Linked DNA regions of Homo sapiens: region 2 is linked to region 1. Evidence: chromatin loops called from intact Hi-C (ENCODE). Cell type or tissue: HepG2. All regions are shown on one strand. Each heading gives the region's core, and the rest is flanking DNA. Links, peaks and the distances in the headings are about the cores only.

The links. Hi-C counts contacts between places; a loop is a spot of excess contacts. Peaks named below come from ENCODE experiments on the same cell type or tissue, not always from the same donor. Only the 100,000 strongest peaks of a DNase experiment are listed, where the experiment ranks them.
Region 2: it touches region 1 in a loop (2.9-fold over the local background); 3 of 110 quality-filtered maps call a loop at or near these places.

The regions. Positions count from the first base shown.
Region 1 is chr12:94,527,238-94,538,307 of GRCh38, forward strand. All of the region lies in intron 2 of LOC102724960 (a long non-coding RNA gene), which reads left to right. Among named protein-coding and RNA genes, the nearest start is that of MIR5700, 29 kb to the right of the region's middle. In HepG2, for the core only: a CTCF peak has its summit at 5,756 (motif pointing left); DNase peaks (open chromatin) are centred at 5,754 and 8,424; H3K27me3 peaks cover 251 bases.
Region 2 is chr12:94,301,224-94,312,293 of GRCh38, forward strand. PLXNC1 (plexin C1) reads left to right here. Exons shown (of 31, transcript NM_005761.3): 29 at 2,533-2,673; 30 at 2,754-2,828; 31 at 3,958-6,452. The coding sequence ends at 4,062. CEP83 (centrosomal protein 83) reads right to left here. Exons shown (of 17, transcript NM_016122.3): 16 at 8,695-8,884; 17 at 6,475-7,694. The coding sequence ends at 7,590. Among named protein-coding and RNA genes, the nearest start is that of PLXNC1-AS1, 130 kb to the left of the region's middle. RefSeq lists an enhancer at 3,111-3,990 and a silencer at 4,605-4,704. In HepG2, for the core only: no CTCF peak of the experiment used is centred there; a DNase peak (open chromatin) is centred at 4,558.

The DNA of each region.
Region 1 (11,070 bases), core at 1,464-9,463:
AGGTTCATGGCTGACACTCTCATAACAAAAGATGCATTAACAAGAGAGAAGCATAATTTTTTTTTTTTTTTTTTTTTTTGAGATAGGGTCTCACTCTGTCACCCAGGCTTAAGTGCAGTGACGAGATCATGGCTCACTGAAGCCTCCACCTACTGGGCTCAAGCAATCTTCCCACCTCAGCCTCCCAAGTAGCTGGGACTACAGGTATGTGCCACCGCATCCAGCAAATTTTTGTTTCTGTTTTTGAGACAAGGTGTTGCTCTGTTGCCCAGGCTGAAGTGCAGTGGTATAATCTTGGCTCACTGCAACCTCCACCTCCTGGGTTCAAGTGATTTTCCTGCTTCAGCCTCCCAAGTAGCTGGGATTATAGGCACAAGCCACCACGCCCAGCTACCTTTTTTGTATTTTTAGTAGAGACAGAGTTTCAACATGCCGGCCAAGCTGGTCTCAAACTCCTGACCTCAAGTGATCCACCCACCTTGGCCTCTCAAAGTGCTGGGATTACAGCACGTGAGCCACCACGCTTGGCCAAATTTTTGTATTTTTTTTTTTTTTTATAGAGACAGAGTTTTGCCATTTTATCCAGGATGGTCTTGAACTCCTGGGCTCAAGCGATCCTCCCATCTCAGCCTCCCAAAGTGATGGGATTACAGGCATGAGCCACTATACACAGCCAGCAGAACATATTTATTTAATATAAATGTTATGTAACACAGGAGCCTTCAGAAATAAAAACCTGAAGAATTAGGAATATTTGTGTATTTGTATGGACAGTCGTGCAGAAGTATGATTGGAGGACAATCTAATGGTAAAAAACTGGGGAGGGCCAGGCACAGTGGCTCACACCTGTAATCCCAGCACTCTGGGAGGCCGAGGCGGGTGGATTACCTGAGGTCAGGTGTTCAAGACCAGCCTGGTCAACATGGTGAAACCCCGTCTCTACTAATAATACAAAAATTAGCCAGGCATAGTGGTGCATGCCTGTAATCCCAGCTACTTGGGAGGTTGAGGAAGGAGAATTGCTTGAACCCAGGAGGCGGAGTTCACCCAGTTGCAGTGAGCCGAGATCGCGCCATTGCATTCCAGCCTGGGCAACAAGGAGAAACTCCATCCAAAATAACCCGCTCCCCCGCTCCCCACAAAAAAACTGGGGAGAATTTAGCATGATCCATTTGTTCAGATTCTTCTTGGCACCCCACTGTGACATTTCTTCCCTCTGGGTATAGGGCAAGACACCTGCCACATGAAGGTCTTCGGGGAGAAGGGAGGGAGAAAGTCAAAGAGTGACTTTTCTCGGTTTTATGGCCTGCTTCACGGAAAAAGGGTTGAGGGGAGTTCTAGTTTCTGTGGCCTTGCTTCAGGAGAGAGGGGGCGGGGGAAGGTCAGAGAGACCTTGCTACTGTGATTTTTTTCAATTTCCTTCAGCTTAAAAAATACTCAGTATGCCAAGGTGTCATATTTTGGGGTATTGTGTTTTGAGCCTCATCAGAAACGGGAATTTAAATGGCTGTTTTTCCACATGTAGTTAACCAATTATTCAAGCACTGTTTATGGAATACTTTGCCTTTTCTCATGAATTCGAGATATCATCTTCATCACAGAGTGAATTATGATTCATCCTTGGGTCTGTTCTGGACTCCTGCCTTTGTCCCATGGATGTGTCTATCTATGGGTTCTTGTACTGCCTAAATCTATAGTCAAGGAGTGGCAGGAACTCAGGGTTGAGGTGAGATTATCACCATTATGACTACAATTTAAGTTCGTTTGTATAGCCCTTCTGAAGCCCAGAGCTCAAGCTGAGTGCTGAAAGTTCAGGAGGGAGGCCAGGCGAGGTGGCTCACGCCTATAATCCCAGAAGTTTGGGAGGCCGAGGCGGGCAGATCACCTGAGCTAAGAGTCCCAGACTAGCCTGGGCAACACTACGAAACCCCATCTCCACCAAAAATACAAAAACATGGCTGGGCGTGGTGGCATGCACCTGTGGTCCCAGCTACTCAGGAGGCTGAGGTGGGAGGATCACTTGAGCCTGGGAGGCAGAGGTTGCAGTGAGCTGAGATCACACCACTGCACTCCTGCCTGGGTGACAGAGTGAGACCTCATCTCAAAAAAAAGGAAGGAAGGAAGGAAGGAAGGAAGGAAGGCAGGCAGGCAGGCAGGCAGACATGGTCGAGGTAGAGGTGGAGAGTGGGGGTGAGGAGAGGTGTCAGAGGTTGGGAGTCGGTATTGATCCAGACGTCTCAGGGGGCAGAAGTCTCTGAGCAGAGGAAGGGCACTTAAGATGAATATTCTAACCCAATACTTGTGTGGGAGCAGAAGAACGAACTACAATTACAAATTTGATGAAAAGAGAAACTCTTGGCTTTCCCCACCATTATCTGAGGTACCCAAGACACTTCTGCAAGACTGAAGTCCCAAAGAACCATGTGATCATCCCACACACATAGGAACTAACTGTGCAGTGTAAAAAGGCAGGCTTGTAGTCTTTCACCCGTGGCAGAACATATATTTATTGATTCACCTTTGAGTAACAGGTTTAGTAAAGATTGTCAATTCTCTGGGAAGATAAACATGAAGTAATTTTTTTACCCCAATAAAATCAATCAATTATGCTCTGTGGAACCTCTCTTTCCCACTGGGTAGCAGGCTCCATTAGCTACATATATCCCAGTCTGATTCTACAACTTTTCATTTTAGTTATCACAACAGTTTCTCTCCAGTTATTAAGATTCAACTCTGTTCAATGTAAAATTTCATTCTTATATTGGATTCAAAGCTTTCCTCCTCGCCTCTAGTGCAGACTAGACTCATGGCTTTAAAAGATTTGGGAGTGGCGGGGTGGAGACATGGTCTACTTCTCTCCCACCCGATTCTTGCCTGTGCTTTCCCCTGTAGCTTTGGGGGAAAAGGAAGAAAAGAGAAAGTTGAATATGTTCTTTTGTGATTGCCTATGGCAGAATTGTTGGTCTCCATGGCTTAGCAAGTGGTCCCCAAGACTTGCCCTGGCACTAAATGCCCAAGCAGCTCCCAGGGGTCCCTTGGGACATGTGGCCTTCCTCTTCCAGCTGACCCCAGCTGATGGCCTCGTGCAACATCTCTCCAATGCCTACTTCTCTTTGCCCAACACGTGACCATCCTCTGCCAAGTCCCCAGCTCCAAAACCTGAGCCTGTGGGCAGACTGATACATTCTTTGTACCTTTTAGCAACCAGGAGCTTGAGAGAATAATTCTACTCATACCTCACATCATCCCATTACATTTCCATTTTATAGAAACTTCCTTCTGACCCCAGTGCCAGCTTCCTATAGATCTCAGAGCTGTCGATGGCCCCTGACTCCACATACTAGTGTGGGCTCTTGATGATCCAAATGTCCCCAACATAGAAGTCATATTATATGTACTCCGGCCAGTTGAGTTATGAAGCATTTGTCTCACCCTAAGATCTTAAGATTCAATCGAGATATGAAGTCACCTCTCTAAGGCCACCCACCAAATCAGCACCATGTTCAAATTAGAATGTAAAGTGTCAGAATCTATGAGCAGGTTTTTTTCCATTGGGCTAGGATTGCTTAGGCTTCTAGGAAAACAGGAGCTAAGTCCCTGGGCTTTGGGGTCAGATGGCTCTGTCTGAGGCCTGGTTGAACCACTTCCTAGCTGGGTAAATGTTGTTGTTGCTGTTGTTGTTGTGTGAGAGAGAGAGTCTCACTCTGTTGCCCAGGCTGGAGTGTAGTGGCTCGATCTCAGCTCACTGCAACCACTGCCTCGCAGGTTCAAGCGATTCTCCTGCCTCAGCCTCCCGAATAGCTGGGATTATAGGTATGCACCACCATACCCAGCTAATTTTTGTATTTTTAGTAGAGACAGGGTTTCACCATGTTGCCTAGGCTGATCTCGAACTCCTGGCCTCAAGTGATCTGCCTGCCTCAGCCTCTCAAAGTGCTGGGATTACAGGTGTGAGCCACTATGCCCAGCTCACCTAGCTGGGTAATTTTGAACAACTTTCTTAGCCCCTCATAGTTTCAGTTTCCTCAACTGTAAAATATGGATAATAATAATAGCATCTACTTTACAGAATCGTTTTATTGCCTAGATGAGATTCTACAAGGGAAGCCCCAGTGTCTGGTGCCTAAGGAGTTCTCATGAATGGTAGTTATTGTTCTAAAAAAGAGAGCATCCTCAGGCTACTGATAATTCAAATCTGTCCAAATGTCGCTGCCTCGCAGATGGTTGAATTGTGTGTCGTTGGGGTTAATTCCCAAGCAACGTACCCAGTGTGCTCTGTTGCCTCCACCTCTGTGGGGACTGTCCCACTCAGGGGCTGGGACGGCATGGGGGCAGATGTGAGGAGAAGCTTCTACAGCTACTGTGTGTGCATAATCACATTAATTTGCAAAAAATTAAAAATAAAATAGAAAATAAATTGGCTGGGTGCAGTGGCTCACACCTATAATCCCAATGCTTGGGAGGCTGGGGCCAGAAAGTTGCTTGATCCAAGGAGTTCAAGACCAGCCTGGGAAACATAGTGAGACCCTGTCTCTACCAAAAAAAAAAAAAAAAAGAAAAAAAATTAGCCAAGTGTGGTGGTGTGCACCTGTAGTCCTCGTTACTGGGGAGGCTGAGGTGGGAGCCTGCAGTGAGTTATGATCGTGCCACTGCACTCCTGCCTGGGCAACAGAGCAAGACCCTGTCTCAAAAATAATAATAATAAGGCTGAGCACAGTGGCTCACACCTGTAATCTCAGCACTTTGGGAGGCCAAGGGGGGTGGATCACCTGAGGTCAGGAGTTGGAGACAAGCCTGGCCAACATGATAAAACCCTGTCTCTACTAAAAATACAAAAATGAGCAAGGTGAGGTGGTGTGCTCCTGTAGTCCCAGCTACTGGGGAGGCTGAGGCAGGAGAATCGTTTGAACCCAGGAGGCAGAGGTTGCAGTGAGCCGAGTTTGCGCCACTGCACTCCACCCAGCCTGGGCAACAGAGTGAGACTCCCTCTCAAAAAAATAAATAAATAAGGCCAGGTGCAGTGGCTCACGCCTGTAATCCCAGCACTTTGGGAGGCCGAGGCAGGTGGATCACAAGGTCAGGAGATCGAGACCATCCTGGCTAACACGGTGAAACCCGGTTCTACTAAAAATACAAAAAATTAGCTGGGCGTGGTGGCAGGCGCCTGTAGTCCCAGCTACTCAGGAGGCTGAGGCAGGAGAATGGCGTGAACCCGGGAGGCGAAGCTTGCAGTGAGTCAAGATCGTGCCACTGCACTCCAGCCTGGGCGACAGAGCGAGACTCCACCTCAAAAAAATAAATAAATAAATAAATAAATAAATAAGAATAATAAAGAAAAAAAGAAAAAACAAGTGAACTTTTTTTTAATGTTTTCCAGCTGCAGAGGCCATGTACTAGAAAACTCTTGAAATATTATTCAGTGTTTCTCAATACTTAAGCTGACTGCCTTCTGACAAATTGCCAAGTAGTGGTCAGAATTTAATTCACACCAAAAGAGAACACAAAGATTATGAGACAATTGACCCTATAAAAATGCATTCGTGGCATGCTCTTTAGTCACTTTGCATCTGCTCTCAACCCACCCTCCAGGGCTCTTATGTCACACTTATTTCCAGATAAATGGCCCAATTAGAAACCTATTGGCTAAGGTTGTACTAAAGGCAATGACCCTGCACACCAGAATCTCGTCCTTCTTAACATCACCCTTAAGCCAAAGCACAGTGGCGTGTGCATTCTCATTCCTGGACAAACTCTGCCCCCTGGCGCTGACTCACACACTTGCGCACCGGCGAGGAGGGTCTCCTTTGTTAGGTTTCCTCATGGGACAGGGATAGAAGAGCCTGTCACCCCCACCTGCCGTCTCCCCAAACCCCTAATTGCCATCAGTCTGCTCCACACAGATAATCCACCAAAAGGCTCCGAGTTTGTTTCTGCTCCGTGTATTTGAAATGAGTCTACCACATCAATCTCATTCTGTGTTAAAAAGTGTTTCTCAGCAGATGAGTAGGGATAAAATCTCCATGGGAGAAAGTGAAGGAGATGCCTGATCTGTCCAGGGCTTCCCGGGTCAGTGGCGCTTCGGCCAGAAGCCAGGCAGCAGGCCTTGGGCAGGTGGCTGGACCCCTTCTGTGCCACGGTATCTTTGTCTGTGAGATGAGGGGGGCAGTCCCCACCATACTGTGTTTACACAATAGAGGGAGAATTTAGGTGGTGACTGTGCTGTAGTAAAAAGAACAGAGGGTGTGGAAATAGGGGATTTGGGTCTAAACTCTGGCTCCAGGCCAGATGCAGTGGCTCACACTATAATCCCAGCACTTTGGGAGGCTGAGGCAGGAGGATCGCTTGAGCCCAGGAGTTTGAGACCAGCCTGGACAACACAGTGAGACCTCATCTCTACAAAAAATACAAAATTAGGTGGGCGTGGTGGTGCCTGCCTGTAGTCCCAGCGACTCAGGAGGCTGAGGTGGGAGGATCACTTGAGCCTGGGAGGCAGAAGTTGTGGTGAGCCATGATCGTGCCACTGCCCTCCAGCCTGGGTGACAGACTCCCTCTCAAAATAAATACATAAGTAAGTACAATAAATAAATTAATTAATTAATTAATTTCAGCTCTAGCTGTGGAACCTTGGACTAGAAATTCACTGTTCTCACTGTTCTCTAGAAATTCACCATTCCCTTGAGTTTCCTATCTTATAAAATGGGATAGTGACTTGCCCTGCTAGTCACTTTCTCGAGAAGAGACACCTCCAACTGCAGCGGGTGTGGCGCAGCCTTTCCCTCCAGGCTCCAGGAGCCCCTGCCTCCCAATCGGAAGGAGAGTTGTTTCAGATGAATATTCCTAGGTTTTAGCCCAGGAGGTTGAGTCAGAATCCTGCCTCAGAGGCGTGGCAGGAGAAACAAAATAATGAACCCCCAAAGGTGTCCATGTCCCGGTTCCCAGAACCTGCAAATATGTGACCTTGCATGGGAAAAGGGCCTAACAGATGCGACTAAATTAAGAATCTTAAGATGGGGGGATTATCCTCGATTACCCCGGTGGGCCCACTGGATCATGGGGGTCCTAACAAAGGGAAGAGGGAGGCAGGAGAGGCGGAGATGTGATGAGGAGAAGGGATTGGAGGGAAACACCACGCACTGAGGATGAAGGTGGCCTTGAACGCTGGAAAAGGCGAGGAAGAGATCCTCCCCCAGAGCCTCCAGGAGGAACTCAGAGCTGCCAACACCTCACTCCCAGCCCTGCAAGACCCACTTTAGGACTTCTGACCTCTAAAGCTGTAGATGATTAATCCGTGTTGTTTTAAGCCACTAAGTTTGTAATTATTTGTTTCAGCAGCTCTGGGAAGCCAATATGGCGCCATGGAGGGGCTCCTAGATCTGCATTTTTGAGTGACTCCTGGTAGAATTGTTAGGCATGCTAAATTTTGAGGGCTAGAGGTGTAGTAGGAAGAGACTGAGGAACAGGAGGTCTGTATTTCTAGCCCTGGCGTCATGAGCTATGTGACTTCGGCAAAGTCACTGCCTCATTCACTGGGCCTCAGATTCACTGTCTGTAAGCTGAGGCAGTTGGCTACAGGGGGCAGAGGGGAAGAGATCTCTGGCTGCAGTATTCTGAGAAGCTGAGAGAAAACAGTGAAGCTCTTTGAAAACAGTGAAGTCTGGCCAGTGTAGATCTTAGGACTGGGATTTCCTAGAAGAAAGAGATACTGGTAATTCTTTTAACAGCTCATTTTTATACCTCTCTTCCTGTGTGCCAGGTCTTGGTCTAAACCCTTCCCTTCCATGAACTCCTGTCTGTGAGGTCATCTTGGCACAGCAATCAGTCTTCTATGCGATGAATAATTAACTGCTCTGAGGAGATGATTTCAAATCGGGAGTCAGATCAATAAGCTACTAAGGGGGGATGGGCGGGTGGGCACCATCTTCAGCTAATGAAGGGGGCGATTCCCTGTCTCCGCTATGAAAAGAAAAATGTCACAGACATTACATGCCGCCTGAGGGGTATGGATAGAAGGGGGAAGGGGCTGCGGTTGCCAGGCAACCGGCTCATCACTAATCATGCGCGTAAAAGCCTTGGGCCTCTGTTATGAGCACAGCTAGTGGGCCACCCTCCTTCTCTCCGCCCCCTGCTTGACAGCTGGCCTTGGGTTCTGGTTCCAGACACTTAGACCCTGAAACAGGCCCAGGTCCCCCTCAGTATCCCCGGGTCGATTCTGTTGCTAGAAAGCAAACTGGGAGAGCAAAGACTCTTTGTGTCCACTCCAGACGACAAAGGTCTGGCACCCATATTCCAGGACACTCTTTCCTACACCATGGCCTTTTGAATGAGCTGTCACCCCAGAGGCTTACTTAGATTTGAGGAAAATCCCTTCCTGACCCCTCCATTCAAGGGAGGCTCTTGCTGTTTGCCGTGTGGATACTGAGCAAACACGTGGGTCCCCAGGCTGGCTCTTGATGTGCTCTGTAAACACTCCTCTCTGGATACAGCCAACTGTCCAATTATGCAGGAGTCAACCCGCTTCCCCTGGGGATTTGTTGTCTTAAAGAACGAGGACCCACTGTGACTAGAAAGTTGACATAGCACATGTCACACAGAGAAAGTGCACCCCCGGTGGAAGCCGGGGTTCCCTGGGGGCCCAGCCGTCTTTCCAAACAGAAGGGCAGAAGGCTGTTTGATCTGTGACCACTTCTGGAACATATAGGCTCAGGAACAGCCAATATTAGAAGAGATGTTTGCATCTGTTTCCTTCCAAGACACACAGGCTCTCTAAGAGAAAGGAGGATGGCTTTTGTGCTACGGGGACAAGCGCTATGTTTGGGACGTGGTACTAGAATTGTCAAAGGGCTGCCTTGTCCCAGAAAGTTATTTCAGAGAGAAGTCATTACACCCATTGGCTAAAAAGAGACAGGCATCACTGAGAATGTTGGATGTCCCAACCCATTTCTCTTCTACAGTTCACACCACCCCCAGCAGGCCCAGGCAGCCTGCACTGTGCCCGAGAACAGTTGATGCAGGGACACATTCCAGCGCCGGCCTCAGTCCCTTTCCCTCTCCCTGCTTCAGCCGCACTGGCTTCCTCACTCTTCCTCAATCATACCTATGTCAGCTCTTTGCACTTGCTGTGTCCTGGATACTTGCACCCCTGATATCTGGATGACACGAGACTTTCCCTGGCCACCACCCCATGTAAATAATAGATACGCCAACCCCATTTACCCTTTCCATGTGCCATTTTTAACTTTCTTCAAGCACTGCACCTCTTTTTCTTTCTGTGTAGCGGACTGTTTGTCCATCTATCTTACTTGTTTATTGCCTGTTTCATTCTCTAGGGTGTAAGTTCCAGGAGGGCAGGACACTTGTCTGCTCTATTAACTGCTGCACCCCTGGCACCTGCCACTGTGCTCGGCACAAGGCCAGCCCTCAACTAGCATTTGCTGAGTTGATTAGGATTCCTGTGATCCACTCTGTACCAGGAAGACACTGGGCTCTTTCTTACATCCTCACACCCAGAGCCTCTCTCTGGAGGCAGTGGATGTCATGAGTTTCCGATAGATCCTTACAGATACTTCATGCTTATTCAGAAAGATACACACACAGCTACATTCTTCCTATCTTTTTTTTTTTTTTTTTTTTTTTTGAGGCAGAGTCTTGCTCTGTCACCCAGCCTGGAGGGCAGTGCAACAATCTCAGCTCACTGCAGCCTCTGCCTCCTGGGTTAAAGTGATTCTCCTGTCTCAGCCTCCCAAGCAGCTGGGATTATAGGCACCCGCCACCACACCTGGCTAATTTTTGTATTTTTAGTACACAGGGGATTTTGCCATGTTGGCCAGGCTGGTCTTGAACTCCTGACCTCAGGTGATCTGCCTGCCTCGGCCTCCCAAAGTGCTGGGATTACAGGCATGAGCCACCGTGCCCAGCCCCACCTGTTCTTTTTAAAGCGTAGTGTACTTTATATATCTTCTATATATTGCTGTTTTCACTTGTATATCTTGAAGATTATTTCATGTCCATTTAAACAAAGCTCCCCCATTCTTCTCTATGGCTGAGTAATATTCCAATATATGGATATCTAGTAATTTATTTACTTGGCCACTCTAGATGGACATGTAGGCTATCTCCCATCTTTTGTTATTACAGAGTGTTGGAAACAATCTTGTATATACATGTCATGTCATTCATATGTGACCATACCCATAAAATACATTCTAAGAAGTTAAACTGCTGCATCAAAGGGTATATGCACTTATAATATGAATAGAAATTGACAAATTGCTCTCCACAGAAATTGTATCTCTACCACTACCAGTGATTTTTAAATTTTTTATTTTTGAGGCAGGGTCTCGCTCTGTCACCCAGGCTGGAGTGCAGCAGTGTGATTATAGCTCACTGCAGCCTCAAACTCCTGGGCTCAAGGGATCCTCCTACCTCAACCTCCCGAGTAGCTGGGACTACAGCTGTGCACCCCAATGCCTGGCTAATTATTTTTATTTTTTTATTTTTTATTTTTTGTAGAGAGGGGGTTTCACTATGTTGCCCAGGGTGGTCTTGAACTCCTAGGCTCAGGCAATCCTCCTGCCTCAGCCTCTCAAAGCTTTTGGATTACAGGCTTGAGCCACCGTGCCAAGCCCCACCAACAATTTATGAGACACTTTGTTTCCATACATCCTTATCAAACTTTCTTTTATCTTTGCCAGTTGAAAAGTGATATTGCGGCCAGACGTGGTGGCTCATGCCTGTAATCCCAGCACTTTGGGAGGCCGAGGTGGGCGGATCACCTGAGGTCAGCAGTTCGAGACCAGCTTGGGCAACATGGTGAAACTCCATCTCTACTAAAAATACAAAAAATGAGCCAGGTGTGGTGACAGGCACCTGTAATCCCAGGTACTTGAGGGGGCTGAGGCAGGAGAATTACTTGAACCCAGGAGGCAGAGGTTGTAGTGAACTGAGATTGTGCCACTGTACTCCAGCCTGGGTGACACAGCAAGACTTTGTCTCAAAAAAAAAAAAAAAAAGTGATATTGCAGAGTAATTTTATTTTTCATTTTCTTACTCAAAGATTTAATATTTTTACCT
Region 2 (11,070 bases), core at 1,196-9,195, 230 kb before region 1:
TTTAATCTAATTTTTTTAAAGTGAAAAACAAAATAATTAGCCCCACCCAACTGCAGAATTCTGCCTGTGAAAAACTTTATCACAAAGTATGCGTTTTGTTTCCTAGAAAAATATTCTATGGACACTGATAAACTATTAACCCAAAATATGCAACCATTGAAATTTGCCTAAATCAATTCTATTTGAATATACATAAAATGCCTATTTGAATATAACACATTGCTTATGGGACACAAAATCTTGCTCAAGATTTCTAACAATACCAGTTTGTCAGTTTCTAATCAAAGCATGAGTACTGTTTTCCTATGGTTTTCTTTGCTGATCAATAGTCCCAAGAACTCAAAGAAAGACAAAAATCAGAGCAAACTTCGAAAGAGATGTTTTGGTCTTATTTGAGCGCTCCAAAATATACTAAACTGAGCAATATCTGTGCCTAATGGATCTTTGAACACTGAGGAGGAGTTCTTGGGCAGGACTTTAAGAGTACCTGGAATGAATGGAGACTGATGTTCCACAGGTGCCTCAGACTCCCAGTCATAATCTAAACTCTTTATCAGCAGTATTTCTGCAAAACAAACCTGTTTTTACTTTTGTCTTCCCTAGCATTGCCTAGTCTCTCAAGGTAGAATCCTCAACGTTATCTTTGACTCCTCTTCCTTCCAACCTCTATCCCCAAATTATTGGTTACCACTTACTTCTGTCTCAAATGTCTGTCGCTCCCTCCTCCTTCCTTAGCCTTATCACTTAGCCTTATCCCTTCATCCCGTCCCTACTGGGATAACTGCTTCCTAATTGGTGTCCTTGCCCCTGCTGTCCACCTTTCCTTCTAAACTTTTCCTTTTCACTGTCTCTCAGGTAATCTTTCTAAAACATAAATCTGATGATGTCAGTCTGCTTCTTAAAAATTGCAACTATTTCCCATTACCTACCAGCTAAAGTCTTCACAGTGCCACATAGTGCTTCCTGATGGGCTTCAGCCCTCTTTGCTGGCCTCGTTATTTTCTTGCACGCCCCACATACCCACTGTGCTACAGCTTTTACTTTTCCCAAGTTCACACCATGAACTTGTTCTCACACCCCTTTGCTCATCTTTCCTGTCTCACAGTCCCTCTGTCTAGTAAAATCCTACCCATTCATTCATCATAAACATTTTATTCATTCGACAAATATGATTTCCTAATGAGGACCAGAAACTGTAGGAGACTCAGATCAGTCTACATATGCCTACTTTGTGAACTTTCCCCAATATATTTCCTACAGCACTTTCTTCATTTGACTAATAAAGTTCATCTTAGCATGCAGCACACTGAAAGGCACTTAAATGTTTGTTCACACTAAAAACAGTTGTTTATGAATTATGTTCTTGACACACTTCACTTAATCCTCACAAGTACCAAATAAGGTAGTTATTATTACCCTCATTTTATAGATGAGAAAATTGATGTTCTGGGAGGTTACAAGTCTTGCCTGAAACCACACAAAGTAGCAGAATTATGATTTCTGATTTGTCCAACTCTTTCTGTCAACTACTGCTGCTAATTATTTGTATCATAGTAAGCACTTCATAAATCTGTCTTTGCAACTAGATTGTAAGCTTCTCAAGGGCAGCCACTAGTCTTTATCATTGTACTCTCAATGCCTGCTCCAGTGCTTAATAATGTTTATTGAATGAATGAATGATAGCATGATTTCTGGGTTCCACTTAAATTTGACAAATGAGAAAATCTCAATAATATCTCAGTCTCTAGGCATCCTTCAGAATGATTCATCAAGCCATTGATTCAGCCTCATGGGCTGGGACATTAGCCCTATCATTAACTTACCTATCTTCCCTGAGTAGAATTTTTTAAAGTTTTGTGAAAAATAATGATTTTTAAAAATAAAATCATATTTAATTTTTAAATATCACTGTTATAATTACGTAGAATCATTCAAATTGCCAGAGAACCTCTGCAAAATCACACATCAGAGCCACCAATACTAATGACCATGTGCTTCCCTGAAGAAACTGGATGATGTCTATAATCTAATGAAATAAAAGGGACAAGCTGGAAAATCTGCCTCTGCCAATTACTTACCAGTTTCATGGTTATATAAAGGGCTCAATCAGACCTACAATCAAGTCTTTTGTAAATGCCAAATTCACTGGTGGGTGAGGATGAGAGCAAATGTTTTAATTCAGGCTTTTTACAACCATTAGTAATGAACTATGATTGAAATAAGTTCCATTGTTACAGTAACTCAAAATCATGCAAAAATAATAATTTTAGTTCTTTTATGAGAGGAAGGCAGAATATATTAGCATTTAATCTGCCTGAAAATAACAGTGACTCACCAGAACTATCTAGATAGCAGTCAGTCATTCAGTCAACAACATTTAAGGCCTACTGCATGAAGCCTTGTTAGCAAGAGGTAAAACTGGTTGGTGGTGGGGGTTCAGCTACATTGGAATATTATAAATTCCTCCATCTTTTTTTTTTTTTTTTTTTACTCTTTTGGTGATGGTTGCTTTTTTTTTTTTTTTTTCCCCAGGAAGCACCAACTAATAAGCTTCTCTATGCCAAGGATATCCCAACCTACAAAGAAGAAGTAAAATCTTATTACAAAGCAATCAGGGATTTGCCTCCATTGTCATCCTCAGAAATGGAAGAATTTTTAACTCAGGAATCTAAGGTATCATTAGAAAGCAGAAATAAGCTTATATTTGGTTACTTTACGTCATTTCAGAATCTCTCAACAAGTCTTTCTTTTAGAAACATGAAAATGAATTTAATGAAGAAGTGGCCTTGACAGAAATTTACAAATACATCGTAAAATATTTTGATGAGGTAAGATTTTAAATAACATTGTTTTTAACCTTTGAATCAGGCACAAGGATGTGGTTATAGCATTCTGTCAGTTTCAGAACAGCTCTGGCATCCCAAAAGGCCAGAAAGGGAAGCCAGGAAGCCTGTCTGAGATGGGGGATCCTGGCACTGAGCCAGACCCTGTACATGGCTGCCCCCCTTACAGTTTTATCATGCTGCCCACATTTGGACCAGCCTGAATTTACATTTGAGTTCATGGGGCCTACAGCCACCCTGACTCAAGTTAACTTTGATGAGTAAGTAGTGGCCCTATTAAATGGGGTCAGCTTATGCTTGATTGTAATTTGCTAAAAATGAAAGCTAAGCTTGTTAAATTGCCTAGATTCTGTATTCAATCGTTATATGAAATTATGACATATTTCTAACTTAAGCGACTATTTCAATAAACCATTCTCCTTTATGATTAATTCTCCTTAATCTGGGTTTTTTTCTTTGGAAATTCAAACAGACACATTCATCAGATGCTTTGTTTCCAAACAAATGTTAACTCCCCCTTCCCTGATTCCCCCCCAATCATGCTGGGACAGGCTATCCATGTCAATGGTGAGAATAGCTCACCAATTCCATTTGCTACTTGAAGATGAAGTGAAGCTCTAAGGTAGGGTAGAGGCAATGAGTTCTTAAACATGATAAGCATCCCTCGTTCCAGGGGTCAGGGGAGAGAAGGGAAGCACGAGGAGGGACTACACTGCCCAGATGGGAGGGAAGGGAAGGATCTGTCTCTGACCAGGATGTCCCTGCCTGCTGCATTTAAGGAGAAATACTTGCCTGCATGTTGGCTGCCCAGGAATGCTTGCTGTGCTTGGAATGGCTGTGACATAATGCATAAAGCAGGGCCTAGGAAGCCTGGCCCCATATTTGTAAGCAAATAGTTGGTATTTCTTGCGAGCTTCTATTTTAAGCCAAGGTATTGTTGATCCTGTGATAAGGACTTAGCAAAACAACTTGCAAAGTGAGTATGTAAATGATGGAAGAAAATGTTGGCATCTGTTTCATACAGATTTTACCACTCACAGCATCAGGTATGCAAAAAACAGAATTGTAACGCTAAAACCACAATATCTAAAATAACTGTTCTAATTGTCAACAGATTCTAAATAAACTAGAAAGAGAACGAGGGCTGGAAGAAGCTCAGAAACAACTCTTGCATGTAAAAGTCTTATTTGATGAAAAGAAGAAATGCAAGTGGATGTAAGCACTCTGGGGCCTGGCTTAATCTGGCAAAGTTCTTCAGACGACTTGGGAGCAAAATGGCTGCTTGAGCTACTCTGTGTCGTTAATTTGTTGTTTGCACATAGGTTCCACTTTGGGCACTGTCTTTTTAAGAGACCAAGGCACATGCACAGCTTTTAGAAAGCATACCAACCCTTGTGCCTGTGTGTATACCGTGGGAACCCTTCTGTAAATAGAGTTGAAGTGGTTGTTGCAAACAGCCTCCTTGTTTACAGAGAATACAAGGCCAGTAAGCGAATGTCAGTATTGTAACTACAGTCTCCACTTAAGCACAATGATATAAGTGGTTTTGTTTGAAAACTACAGCTATGTAGCACTTGTGCTACACTGCACCTCTGCATTGTAAAGGGATACTGCCAGTGCTCAAAACAAAATGTGAAATGAGTCATTTGGAAACAAGGTGGGGGTGTTAGGGCAACCTCGAGGATTTGCAGCATTGAAACTTTCCCCAGTAGTTCTTGGAAAAGCTGACCGCAGAATTTGGTAGTGTACACTTAGCATTTGTGAGTGTGTGTGTGTGTTTAAACCAAAAACTAACAGTGTTGCAACATTGTTGAAAGGGCTCGTGTTTTTCAGTGGTCATCAACTGCACTCCATCAAACTCACCTCCATTTCACCAAGGAGCTCTAAAGTAAGGAGAGTGGGCTTTATTTAAATGAACAGCATTTTAACCAGATACTTTGTCCTAATGTATGTTCCTTTTCTTCATCTGTTTTTTCATACTAAATGTATTTGATAGTGGACATGTTGGATATTATACAAAAAAATCATTAATTCATTTCTGTTCCAAAACCTTTGATCAGAACGATCTGTGGAAGAGTAACTCCATTTCTATATGAGTGAGTGTCTCCTTGCTTTAGATTTCTGGTGAACCCTGTGGTTATGAATACTTGTGTGTGATTTAAAAAAAAAAAGATACATTTTACATTTTATCGAATTGCTGTTCACACTGGAGTATTATATATAAATATATATATTTGAGGCCCAAGGCCTGAAAAATATTAGTATACAACTTGGTATCTTAGTCTTACTATGTACTTTTTGAAAGTATTCCTCGCAGGAGAAAGAATTTAAAATACCCATTTTATTCATGCCTTTCTTTTTAAAGAATTCTCTATCCAGTTATACTGTAGTCTTTTTAGTGCTGATTTTTTAATTCCTGAATTTTTGCTGCTCATGACCAGTTTTAATACCACTGTGTTTTCCTTCTATTAAACCAGAAGAAGTAAACAGCATAATTGGCAACTCTTGAGCTTTTCTTGTGGCAGGCACCTTTTACCCTTGGTGCTCCAAATCCCCCATCTAGGAAAGAAAATTTTTTCAAGTCAAATAACATTGATCACATATTCCTTGAAATCATTTACCAACACTGTATGGAGCATTAGGATTTAAATATGAATTTGTCTTAAAGGCAATTCCTTTTTGCTTCTGTATTATCTGGAAAAGCATGAGAGAGGTGACACCTCAACAAACTGATCAGAGAAAATAAGCAGTTACTACCCTGATAGGCACCTTCCCAATCCTGTTGCTTTTGACCATTGTCTGTCCAACGGACACACCTCAAACAAACAAAACTACCAAATAGATGACAGATCAGAATAAAGGTGAGAGGTCTGGTCCCCATTGAAGGCTGCTACAGTCTTCAAAGAGGTGAAGGAGTTCATAAGAGAACAACAGTAGGAAAGTTGAGAGCCAAGGGTAGGAGAGTTGCCCAAAAGACTTCCCCTACTACTTTAGGGTACTGAAAACTCAAAGGATCAGCTACAGCTTTATCTAAGTATTTACTAAATGCTACATGAGGGTGTCCCTGTCCAGCTTTCTGGCACATGAGTCCTGTGTGGAGAGTTACCTCCTCTTCCAGGGACTGTGCTGTTGGGAACTTTGGGCAAGTCACTTACCTCTTTGTGCCTCAATTTCTGTATAATATTTCTAAGCTACCTCACTGAGGTGGTATGAAGATTCACTAATGTATGTAGCGTGTTTGTCAATCCTCCAGTGAAAAGCACTATCTAGATCACATTTTGGATCACATTAGCCAAATGCAGTAAATGGCCAAATTAGATGTGTGCTGAAGACAATCAGTCACTGGGTCTATATTAAACAGCAACCAGAGCAACAAATGGCAAACAATTTCTATTTTCAAGTTTCTTTGCATATTTTTTTGGTGCAAAACCATTTATAAACTTTTTTTTCTAACACTAGTGTCTACAGCAGCATTCAAAAAAATTCTGTTACCTTTTCTGTATTAGGATTTAAAGTCTATTTCTTATTGTATACCTGATTGAAGCTGTTCTTGGAGATGAATGTTTTAAATGTCTATATCCAAAAAATAAACATTTTGATGTAACTGTGGACTGTCTTTTTTTTTTTTCAATTTTCTAGTTATAATAGTTTTTTTATTCTAAGTGGCTCCGTGGAAATTATTTTTCAGAGATAAGGTGTCACTGTATATGCTGTGAATAAGCAGCTATATTATGTAGTAAGTAAACCTAGTTTGCTAAATGGTGCTAAGGACTGCTCAATTACAGTCCTGGCCTTCTTCACTATCAACTGGGACTTTTGACTATGAACACCTTGGGATAATGAACATTCCACTTAATTTGGGAGACTTGAGCTTTAGCCTCGTTAACATGAAATTATTCCAGCAGAATTCCTCTAAAAGATGTCACATTAAAAAGGCTTCCAATGGGTGTAGACCAAAAAAAATGAGAGCATACTTAGGGACACAAAACACATAATTATTTGGTTAGATCCACAGTAATGGGAAGTAAAGTTAAATACCAACAATGTTTATAAAAGGACCTGAGTTCAAGTTTTATAATCAATGGCCCCCTTGTTAATACAGCCATAGGATTTAATTATTTGCACTTATTCTCTATTCTAACAAAGCCAAAATCAGTAGACTGTCATATTGCTAAATATATGCTATATGGTTGATGTAAAATTAAACACACGATTAAAAAAAAATTAAGCTCTTTAATTATGTGCACACAGATTTTAGAAAAGGTAGCCTTTTGTATATAGATACCTTTACATTCTTTAGGCTGACTTTTAAATTGTCATCTTTTTTCAACTACAGTTTTTGTATATAGTAAACCAGAAGATGTGTATGGACCCTGTTATGGCCAAGCATCTCAAAGATGAAGAGAGAATTAATGATAGTTATATTTCACTCAAAATGCCAAAAAAAAAAATTCAACAAAGTAAAAATTTTAAAACTTGACTCTAACTAGTTCCTTTTTGTTTTACATTCTCAAACCATTGTCAAATATTCTAAATATCTCTGAGAATTTCTCTTTTAATGCTTCACTTGTATAATCTTAAAATCCTGACAGTCATACAATACAGCATGTAGTAGGTACCTTTTCTTGAGGCACATTCAAGTGTTTTGGCAAACAGTAAAAAGTATCTAAATGCCACAGGTTAAAATGTCAAGTTTTACTGAGTCACCAACTTCACCTCTTTTGATCTGCCTGTTCTCCAAGAACATCATTCTCCGGAAGATCCAAGTTCCTCTAGTTGTTTTCTTTGTGTTGTTTCCAGTTCTTCTAGTCTTTTGCGAAGTAGAGAGAGTTCCCTTTGATGTTGTTCCTCCTTAAAATGATGTAGAGAAAGCATAGCAAAAGAAACTATTAGAAAAACTGTTAGGTAGCAACCTTGGACTGCCTCTTTTATATATGCCTATAACATCTGGCAAGGAAATGCTGACCACTGTAGCAGTCTAAAAACAGTAGCATGGGCTAAACTACCATCTAGTTTTGCTTCTCTCCTGCCTCAGGCTCTAGCCTTAAGCAAAACCCGTAGTCTGTTCTTCTCTAGGTATAAAATTCACCAGGGAGTGAATTAGAAAATACTAATGCAGGGCCCAGGTATACTTACATGGTAACTTTCCAACAACACTGGTGTTTAACAGCAGTTTATTATAAACAAAGCACTTGGCCTGAGATTCAATTCAGTGATTAAAATCTTCTGTGCTTATGTTATAAAACATAATTACTTATTAATACTCCCATCTTCTGAAAAAGAATCAATCTGATTCCTTCAATACCTCAGGGGCTTGATACAATAGAAAGAGCCCGGGTTTTGGATTCAACAGGTTTAGGTTTGAAACTTTGTCACTTATTAGCTATGACCTTATGCAAGTCACTTCACTCTGAATCAGTTTCCTTATCTATGAATTAGGAATAGTAATATCTGCCCTCAAAGCATTTTTCGTTAGTATTAGACATTGCACGGAACATGCACAGTTCACTGCGTTAGTAAATTCTCAGTAGTAATTACTATTAACATTATGAATAAGCTACAAACTCTAGGTTACTCAATGACTCAATCAAGTTTCCTCTTTTCTATCGTCCAGTAAGAGATTTCACTCTCAGCACCAACACTAAAGGATCATGATTCAAACTGAATTCAGCAAATTTCTATGCTAAATGAAAGGGAAGAAGTTAAAAGTAGTTTTAAATGTTTATGCCATTTTTGTGGTGAATTTTGAGCACTGACCAAAGTTATAATTTGAGTTTTATCACCATATTTAAACATAAAAACCTACAAAAATGTACGACTTTTTTTTTCCCCCTAAAATAAATGCTCATACCTGCATATGAGGAGGAAATGGTAGTTCCATGCTTGGAACCATGGCTGATGACTGAAAGCTAACAGGATTGATAGATGCTGTTGGAGGCATGTTAGGAACCAAAATTAGACTTCGAAATTCATTATGTCTTCTCTGTATATCTTTTAGTCTTTTTTGAAGCCTTGTATAGTCTTCAAAAGGAACATTTTGTCTTAAAAAGAAAAAGAAATGTTTCTTTAACATGGTTATACCCTATTGAAGCACAGTATGATTCACAGAATATAATTTTAAACTGGAATTTCTAAATTATGAGATCTATATATAATATATAGATAAAAAATCTGTTTACCTAGAAAGATAAACAGAAACATGACATAACATCTTAATCATTAGCAATCATTAGCATTGCAGACTATCAACTCATTATAAAGTTTTATTTGCTAATTAAAGATCTAAAATCTTTTGATACTTTGGTACTCACTCCTACCCTCCTACTCACCCCCATTCATGAATCCTGAAACTAAAGGGAGACTCTAAACCAAAAGAGTGCCTTATCTTACAGAAAGAATCAAATAAAAATACAGTTCATCCCTCAGTATACACATGGGATTAGTTCCAGGACATCCCTCATATATCAAAGCCTGTGCATACAAGTCCTGCAGTCAGCCCTGCAGAACCCTCATAATGGAAAAGTTGGTTCTCTGAACTGGTGGGTTTCACATCCTGTGAATACTATATTTTCTATCCATGTTTGCCCGAATAAAAATCTGTATATAAGTAGACCCATGCAGTTCAAGCCCATGTTGTCAAGGGTCAAGTGTAAAGAAAATGCTGGATTGAAGCTTACAAAATTGCCATTTTTAAATAGGTGAAATATGGTCAAATATAGAGATTTTCATAGTTCAATCTAATTTTCAAAATGTCAGTGTAATATTTTAGTAAGAAATATATATTTGGTCTTTGCCCTTGGTTCCTGGCACACAGCTCCTAAAACTCTGGGAAACTCTGAAGTGATAAGAGTATCTTTTGTATATTAATAAGATAACTGGTGGCTGGGGGCCCCTGAATAGCTTCAGGATGGGGCAGGTCACCAGAAAGACTGAGGCATGATTAGAGGGTTGGAACTTTCAGCCCCACTCTCCAACCCCACCCCATGACATCTGGGAAGGTAAAGGACTAAAGGTTGAGTTGATCACCAATGGCCAATGATGTAATCAATCATGCCTATGTAATGAAGCCTCCATAAAAACCCAAAAGCATGGGGTCAGAGAGCTTCTGGGTTGCTGAACATGTGCAGGTGTCTGCAGGGAGGCATGCCCAGAGAGGGCATGGAAACTCCACACCCCCTTCCTCATAACTTTTCCTATGTATCTCTTTCATCTGACTGCTCATCTATATATTTTGTAATATCCTTTCTAGTAAGCTGGTTAACATAAGTTTCCCTGAGTTCTGTAAGCTGCTCTAGCAAATTAACTGAACATGATGAGCAGGTCATGGGAACCCCAATTTATGGCCATTTTTAGCCAGTCAGAAGCACGGGTTACAACTTGGGGCTTATGGCTGCATTCTGAAGTGGGGGGCAGTCTTGTGGGACTGAGCCCTCTACCTGTGGGATCTGATGCTAAATCCAGGTAGACAGGATCAGACCTGAATTACAGGACACCTAGCTCGTGTCCACTGGAAAACTGATTACTCCATGTATAGGAAAAAACCCCAAACATCTGGTGTCAGAAATGTTGTGTTGACTGTGTGAGAATAGGAAAAACACTGGTTTTTCCTATTATAAAAGGTAATCACAAAGGTGAAGCTACACAACTTTAGGAAAAAATGACATGGAGAAAAAGGCTAACTTTCCAGGCCTTCACAGATCATCATCTTTTTGGACACGACATCCAGTAATCAAATATAATTTCAAAATCACTCAAAATTCTAGATGATCTGCACCACAACTGGCCAATCTTGAATTGCTAACATTTCAATATTAATGTTTATGGAAGAGGAAGTAAGTTGAATTCTGTTTTAGAAGGACTGAGCCAGGAATGGTGGCTCATGCTTGTAATCCCAGTGCTTTGGGAGGCTGAGGCAGGAGAATAGATTAAGCCTAGGGGTTCGAGGCTACAGTTAGCTATGATCGTGCCACTGCACTCCACCCTGAACCATAGACGAAGACCCCATGTTTAAAAAAAAAAAGAATTGAAACAAAATTCAAAATTACAAGCATGTTTGTAATTTACAAATTACTACCAAATTAATAAACTAAAGGCGGCCTCCTACTTTGGAATAGAGTATTGTAAGGCTGGCACTAATTCTACAGTCTAGAAACTTCTAGAATGTTCTTTAAAAAACAATTGTTCACCTGTTGGTAATAATTGCACCCAAGAACACCAGTGCACATCA